2 separate regions of the Homo sapiens genome follow, and region 1 is linked to region 2. Evidence: read pairs that join two places in POLR2A ChIA-PET (ENCODE). Cell type or tissue: MCF 10A. All regions are shown on one strand.

Evidence for each region. Peaks named below come from ENCODE experiments on the same cell type or tissue, not always from the same donor. Only the 100,000 strongest peaks of a DNase experiment are listed, where the experiment ranks them.
Region 1: POLR2A ChIA-PET joins it to region 2 with 8 read pairs; 5 of 35 experiments call an interaction of 5 or more read pairs at or near these places.

What each region holds. Positions count from the first base shown.
Region 1 is chr6:110,172,722-110,176,721 of GRCh38, forward strand. All of the region lies in intron 2 of WASF1 (WASP family member 1), which reads right to left. Among named protein-coding and RNA genes, the nearest start is that of WASF1, 4.9 kb to the right of the region's middle. In MCF 10A, no CTCF peak of the experiment used is centred here; no DNase peak of the experiment used is centred here.
Region 2 is chr6:110,096,494-110,100,493 of GRCh38, forward strand. WASF1 (WASP family member 1) reads right to left here. Exons shown (of 11, transcript NM_003931.3): 11 at 3,326-4,000. Among named protein-coding and RNA genes, the nearest start is that of WASF1, 81 kb to the right of the region's middle. In MCF 10A, no CTCF peak of the experiment used is centred here; DNase peaks (open chromatin) are centred at 528 and 2,248.

The sequences.
Region 1 (4,000 bases), 76 kb after region 2:
GCTAAATAATTTGTATACATGGACATAAAGAGTGGAATAATAGATAATGGAGACTCTGAAGAGTGGAAGGATAGATGGTGGGTGAGGGGTGAGAAATTACTTAATGGGTACAATGTACACTATACTAAAAAGCCAGGCTTTGCCACTATGCAATATATCCATGTAACTAAACTGTACGTGTACCCTCTAAATCTATAAAAATAATTTTAAGAAGTGAGTGCTAGTCTTCATCCTCGACTAAAATATAAAATGCTTCACTGTTCCTCCCTTTTCGTTTAACCCTTTCACAATTCTCTGGCATAACCTGTAGCACATGCATGTTATAAAAATTTAGCAAATTTAACAAATTTAGCAAGATGTCCCTATTAAAACAACTAGAAAACAAACTTACTTTTGTAGCATAAGGTGAAAACATAACACACTTGACTTTTTTGGTAAAGGAATCAAACAAGTTATTCCATGCCCTGACACATAAGCTTTTCTTCTTTTCAAATAAGTTAGTCAATGTAACTTTATTGGAGTAGACCTGGCTAGGTTAGGAATAAAGAATGGCTACATGCTGGACTAACTACTATCAAGCACACCAAATTAAAAAAACAAAAAAACAAAAAAACTTTGCTGTCATCATCATCCAACAGATGTCATCACACCCAAAACCCACCTACTTAGAATTTCTTTAGGACCTTTAGTTTAAGAAATGGTACCTTTGCAGCATAAGGGAGTAGGAAAAAAATGGGACTTTGAAATCACACATATCTGTGCTCAAATTCCACCTCCATTTCTATTAGCCATGTGACCTTGAGCAAATTACTTGATCTATGAGAGGACTCAGTTTGCTGGTTGACAAGTACCACAAATACAATTCTAACAGTTTACGCAAAAAGGAGGACTTATGACAAAGGTAACTAGGATGTCTCTGGAACCCAATCTCAGGACCATGGACAAAGGAACTCAAATACAGTCAGGACTCTGTGCATCTGCTTCTTTGCACTCTTTGTTCTAGAAGCCCTGGCTTATCTAGCCCACAGGGCAAGAAACAAGGCCATTAACAGTTCCAGAGTTTTGTATCTCACAGCTTCAGCAACTGAAGAGAAAACAAATTATTCAACCTCTGGGCATGGAGGACCCAGGAAAAGTTCTGAGTGACTTGGCTTAGTAAAAAAGTGTCTAAAACCAGGCCAATAAACCACAGAAATGAACAGAATTGTGATTGGTATCTCTGGCCCCTTCCAAGCCAAAGTGATCTTTACAAAAGACAGATCTGATCCAGTAATTAACCCGATTAAAACTCTTCATGGCCTTCCCCAATAGACTTAAAATCCTTAACCTCGTTAAACCAAACCTCACGTAGGCCCTCTGCATAGTCTGGCTTCTGTTTACCTCTGCAACCTCATATCAAGTCACAATCCCTCTTACACTAAGCTTTAACTGTTTCACCTGTTCTTTGAATTCTCTTCCTTTTCCACCTAGCTAACTTCCACTAATCTTGCCTCTAAGAAGCCTCCCCTGACTCCCAGTGTAAATCCAGTTCCCTCTTCTTTTCCTTTACAGCATTCACCAAAATTTCTAAGTACAAATGTATTTGTTCAACACCTGTTTTTTACTATACTGTTAACTCCAAGAGAATAGAGACCTGTCCTTTTTAGCACCTACTTGGCCCTCAATAATTATGTGCTGATTATGAACTATGAATCACTGGTTTAACAAGGGGGACCCACTAAATGAACCAATTACAAATGAGGGGACAGTAGCAGGCAGGCAGAATTGTTATTATCAAGTTATTAAAATGACTGCTCCAACAGAAACTTATCAGTAAAAGGGGAGATAAAGCAGTTCTGAAACAATCTGGGCTTCCGCTAGGCAGAACAAACAACTTGTTCAATTCAGTTAACCTTTTTCTTCAATTAAATCCTTATAGGGCTATGATAGCAATTAAACAAGATAAATAATAAATGTGACAGCATCTATACAGAATCTTGTACATCTAGCAAGCAAGCAATGTCACTTCTTTTCCTTTTGGACCATGTTACACATTATTTTTGAATATCACTGATCTCCAAATAATTATTAAATACTCCAATGCATATGACAAAAATAGCTGTTTCATGACCTCTTCCCTCACAGCACCCTGATCTTTCCACATGGAACAGAATGACTTCTCTTTTATTCTGTAGTAATTGCATACACTCAAAATCCATTTAGCTTAAACCAAAAACAGGCACTGGGAACACAAAAATGAAGCAAAGCAAAACAAAACAACCAAACGCTTACAACAAAACTGTCCTCAAGGAGTTCACAGATTCACTTTCTCAATCTGCCTTCAGCTCCATCACATCCATACCAAAGCTCCATAGCACCCCAGGTAAGGCTGCTACAAATACAAGATGCCCCGTATTTTATGGGGCAATAATCCATCTTTATATCTTCATACTCCCACTTCATGACCTCATTCCAAAATTTTTTCCTTAAAAAAATTCTATGGAGACTGACTGGATATGATCTTTCTTCAAAGTATGAATAAAATCTACCCTGACTTTACCAATAGCTCAAAATAAGGAAACAAAGGAAACAATCCAAAAGAAAAATCCTGTTTCTTGACAGTGCTGGGAGTTTATTTTTAAAAATTAAAACAAACAAAAAACCCATCACAAAAATAACGCCTTTAAGAGACTAAAAAATCTTGCTTCTGAGAACAGGCACGTGTGAAAGGATCAAGACTACTTTCTTTTTCAGAGGTAGGTCCAGAAAGAAGAAATGTCCTCATAAGAGGGACGTAAGCGGTAACTTTAGGGAAAATGAACTCTCAGGAAAAAAAGGGGGTTACACCAAGCTTCGAAGTATCTTAGAATTTTATTTGTAGCTAAAACAGATCTCCGAAGTCATCTACTTCTACCTTTTCATTTTATAATCAAACATCTTGAGAAGTAAAGTCACGCAGAAGACTGCATTTCCTTCTAATTTTTGTCATGCCCTAACTTCTTGTCCCAGATAATGTAAGCCTATGCCACTCACTGAACTGAGAAACAGCCTCCTCTTCAAGTCCACTGGGTGAAAGAGAACAAGTTCCTAATAATGTTGTCATGTCTAACACAAGAGTTACAGATCCTAGCATTTCAGGGTACATCTGAAACTTATTTTTCCCATAGAAAGACTGTCATACAAATTATTATAGGTATTTTAATATACTTATGCTAATTATTAACATAATTTTATAATTTCTTTAGTATTAACATAATCCTATAATTCAGGTATTTTATTATTTAAATAGGCTTTAGTGGGCTGTCTGTGACTCTAACCACTAAGTATACTGTTTCTGAGAAAATAAGACTCAAGTTCCAAACCATTTTACAAGTTGTAAAATGTAATCAATTGTGTAGTAAGTTAGAACTACCAATTCACAAAGACTCAAAATTATAAGCTGAATGTGATAAACTTAAAACACAAGATTCTTAATTTTATAAAAAGTTCCACTTCAGGGGTCATTTATTTTTAACAACTAGGTACTCAAGCATTCAGCATAGGATTTAATTTACATATATCTTTTTTATTACTATTTCACTAGAAAACGTAAGTCACAAAGAATCAAACACACTTCTATCTAGTGTAGGAAAAACAAAAAATATGTTAACATACATCTTCATAAAGTGAGCTATAAGAAGAAAATTGTTAATATTTCATAAATCAAAGACTACTAACATATACATTATTAAGTATCTAGTGCCAGTTCAAAAGTGTACAGGTAATGGAATTATATCTGAGCAGGTAAATGGAGTTCAAAGAACCTTGAAATTCATTTTTCTCTTTTCTCCTGAGATAAAGTTATACATTTCATTAATTATAATGTTTGATAAATCTTTAAAAATGTTTCACTAAATATATTAATTCAATGGATATTCTTTACCCATTCATTTTATTTGTTCAACAAAGAAAATTGAGCCCCTGCTATTTGTTAAACACTATACTAACAACTTTGGATTTATGACAATAAGCTGCAGGTCAG
Region 2 (4,000 bases):
TGCTTCAGTTTGGAAAAGTGGTTTTAAAAAAAAGCTGGGGTCAAGATATATATAGTGGAGTGAAAATGAAAAAATAAACAGCAGTGTTATGTTTGCTAAGGACAAACTTAAAGCTGTGTTTTGAAAGTAATTCATGAGAATTCCCATGAAATTAAAACACATGATCAATTTTGCTGTCTTAAGAAATGACTTCAGAAACACTAATAAGTTTCACATTTTGGTTAGAAGAATCATTCCCATACTTTTCATTTATTAAAATCACACATACAAAGTTTTGATGAAATCAGGATTAGTTTTAAATCAACTATGTTACTGAGATTAGTGGAGAAAGAAATTTTAAACAGGAGCAGTGCCTAGGAAGAAATAATTTTAAGAGGCCTAGTGGACCAAACAAAAAAGAATGTATTTCTGAACCTGTTTATGTGAAGAGATATTGTGAGCTGCGTATTTAAGACAACACCCTTGCTATTGGGCAAGAAATCTATTTGGCAAGCTCAAATAGGAAATAACTGTGATGCAAAATGGTATGAGTATCACTTGAAAAAAGCTTATAATAAAAGAATTACAGGAATTCAAAAGGAACTTGAACCCAGGAGGCGGAGCCTGCAGTGAGCCAAGATCATGCCACTGCACTCCAGCCTGAGCGAGACTCTGACCTACTGTCACTCCAGCTCAGAGTGAGACTCTATCTAAAAAAAACAAAGAAGAAATTCAAAAGGAATATGAGCTCCAGTTGTAATTAGAGAAGACTTCATGAAAATACAGATGTGAGATGGTTGTTAAGGGGCAGAGCTTTCTAAAAGTGGAAATAGAGGAAGACGTTTCATGATTTATAGAACACAACCTAAATGAACATTATTATTATCTTTCAGTAAATATTTACAACATGAAAATGATTTGGAAGTCATCTCATCTGCCCAGATTGATTATAAGTCATGAAAAGCAGTGGTGATGGTTTAAAATGTCTTATAAATCTGAAGCTTATGACTATCCTTCATTAGGAAATGATACAGAAAAACTCCCTTTCCTCCATAATGATTGCATTTTATCCCAAACACCACTGCTGCTAGGTTATTTCCCTCTCCTCCTGTCTCATTCTCCTGGGAAGGAGAAGGAGGAGAAGGAGAAGGATCAGCATAACAAAGGCAACAGACTGAAAGCTTCGAGGAGGTAGAATAAACACAGAATATGTGAATTAAGGATTAAAAAGCATTCACTGGATTTGATAATATAGAGGTAAATGGGTGATGTCGACCAAAACAAGTGAAGCCAATTGTTTCCCCCGTGGTATACAATGCATTTTTTTTTTTCTGATTCTATGCTTGTGCATGACCCTGATGAGTAGTAAATCAATTCAACAAGAAGGTTGAATTGTTACCCAGTAACTTTCATTCTTCTTAGGGTATGAAAATTGGCCACTGAATGTTCTGTTCCAAAATTCCCTAAGCAAGTTAAGCTAAATATCTGGATTAAAAGATTTATTTTGATTTTAAAATGGACACTACATATCTGGCTTATTTAGTCTGCAGGCACTTTTTCATCTTCCAAAAATATTCTGAAAAACAAAAAAAGTCTATCATAGGCTACTGAGCATATACACTGCAGGGCTTTACTGATTAACATGTCTACTTCTATTATTAAGAAATCTTCACCAATTTCCTTTTGTAACATCCTTAGCTGCTTCAAAACCAGTACTATTATGTTTTGGTTATCTGGCCCCAAATATATATATATATATTTGAGTTTTATAAAATATATATACTAGTTGCCTCCTTTTGACCATAAGAACACTTAGACTTTAAACTGTGACATATTTTCTTGAGTTACATTTGACAATATACATTATCATGAGGTTGGAAAGGAACCTCAAATGGCTCTCTAATCTCTTGTTCTTTCTAAGCTACCCAAAAGAGCAAATCAAATCTTTTATTAAAGCTATCAGAAAAATTTTTTTATGTCCAAACTGAATTGCCACAATAGAACTTGGTTCATTATTCCTATTCTATAAAGATTACAGGTCATTAGTTATCTGCCTAAATAGCCTCCTCCAAATTATCAAGTTACTAAGTGACCTCACATATCAACTATCTATTGCCACAATAATGCTGGCAGCTCAAAACTTAGGTGTAAGACAATAAGCATTTATTTTTGCTCACGAATTTTGAATCAGTGGACTGGGCTGGGCTGGACTAGTCTAGGCGAACCTTGTCCAGGCTTGCTTATCTGTCTACCATCAGCAAGCGAGTTTGGGCTTGGCTGGTCTATGACGGTCTCACGTGAGATACCTCTCCCCCATGAGGTTTCTGATCTTCAGCCAGGCTAGCTTGGGATTATTCTCATGGCAGAGACAGGTTTGAGAGAGGGAGGTAGGGAGATGGAGGGAGAGAAAGCTAAAGCTTGCAAGGTTTCTTGAGACCCAGGCTTAGAACTGGCACAATGTCACTTTTGCTACATGCTATTATTAGCCAAAGCAAGTTTCAGGGACACCCAGATTCAAGGACATGGAACAGAACTCACCTCTCGATGGAAGAACTGGAAATTGTACTGCAAAAGGAGTAGATATAGGCAAGGCTGAAGACCACAGTCACTTTTACAATCAACTTACCCAAACTTCATGGAGTCGTTTCTTCAGATGAAGTAATCTGCTATTAATGGTGCTTCCCCTCCACCCCTAAATCTAAGCTGTGCAAACATTAACTCATTTTATCATTGCAAAATAGAATTTTTCTTTTTCTTTTTTTTTTTTTTTCCAGACAGGGTCTCACTCTGCCCAGGCTGGAATGCAGTGGCATGATCTCAGCTCACTGCAGCCTCAACCTCCCCAGGCTCAAGTGATCCTCCCACCCCAGCCTCCCAAGTAGCTGGGACTAAAGGCACACCCCACCACGCCCGGCTAATTTTTGTATTTTTTTTGTAGAGACGGGGTTCTCGCCATGTTGCCTGGGCTGGTCTCAAACTCCCAGGCTCAAGTGATCCACCAGCCTCAGCCTCCCAAAGTGTTAGGATTACAGGCATGAGCCACCATGCCTGGCTGCAAAACATAATTTCAAGAACACTGTTAAACTGAAATTAAGGTATGCTGAAATTAGATGACAAGTTGAGGTTTTAATTTAAAACCACAAGCAGTTGAGAAATACAGAGTTTATGAACTTAGGGGGAAAATGACATAAAAGCTACCTTACACAGTAGACAATATGAAGCTGTGCAATTAAGAGGAAATTATGTAGCCTAAGTGTTTTTCAAATTTTCATTCACTATTTAAAGCCTACCATACAGTATTTGATAAATTATGATAAATCATTTTATTCAAAGAGCAACACTGATGAACTTTTAAAATGAACCATTTATTAAATCAGACTGTTATTCTTAACAGTTATGTAAGTTACATGTATGTTTAAGTCAGAGTATTTCACATGGAAAAGTTTTTAACTCCTATAGGCAAGCAAAATCATATCACACAATATATAAGTGGGAAGGGGATACTGCTAAACATTCAAATAAGGCAAGTATATAAAAACAATAAAACAATAATGAAAAAATTCAAGCATTCCTTTAAGAGAATTCAACACTACAAGCTAAATGTACTTTCTGAGTGTATTCGTATAATCAAGGCAGTGTTTCTTCTTTTAAAACATCAGGAAATGGAATAAGGCTCATTAGTAGACACAGCTGCCCTCAAGATTTCAATTTCAGTTGCTTTCTTTAAATTAAAATTCACAAAGTACACAATTAAGATATATCAAAAAACTGAATCTGCTACTCTAACAACAGCTGTCCATGCTTAATACTTAGTGGTTTATTTGACCAAATTAGTCTTTTCAGGGGGAAAAAAAAGATAAGCCACTGTAAAACATTTAGTTTGAAATGTATGCTAATATTTTCCTTAGAAATCAAAAGTTATGGAGGAAAAGGGTCATTTATTATAAGGAAAAGAAAGCAAAACACTAGAATGACCAAACATTTTCAAGGAACAAGCACCACAAAGGACATTTGCATTCAG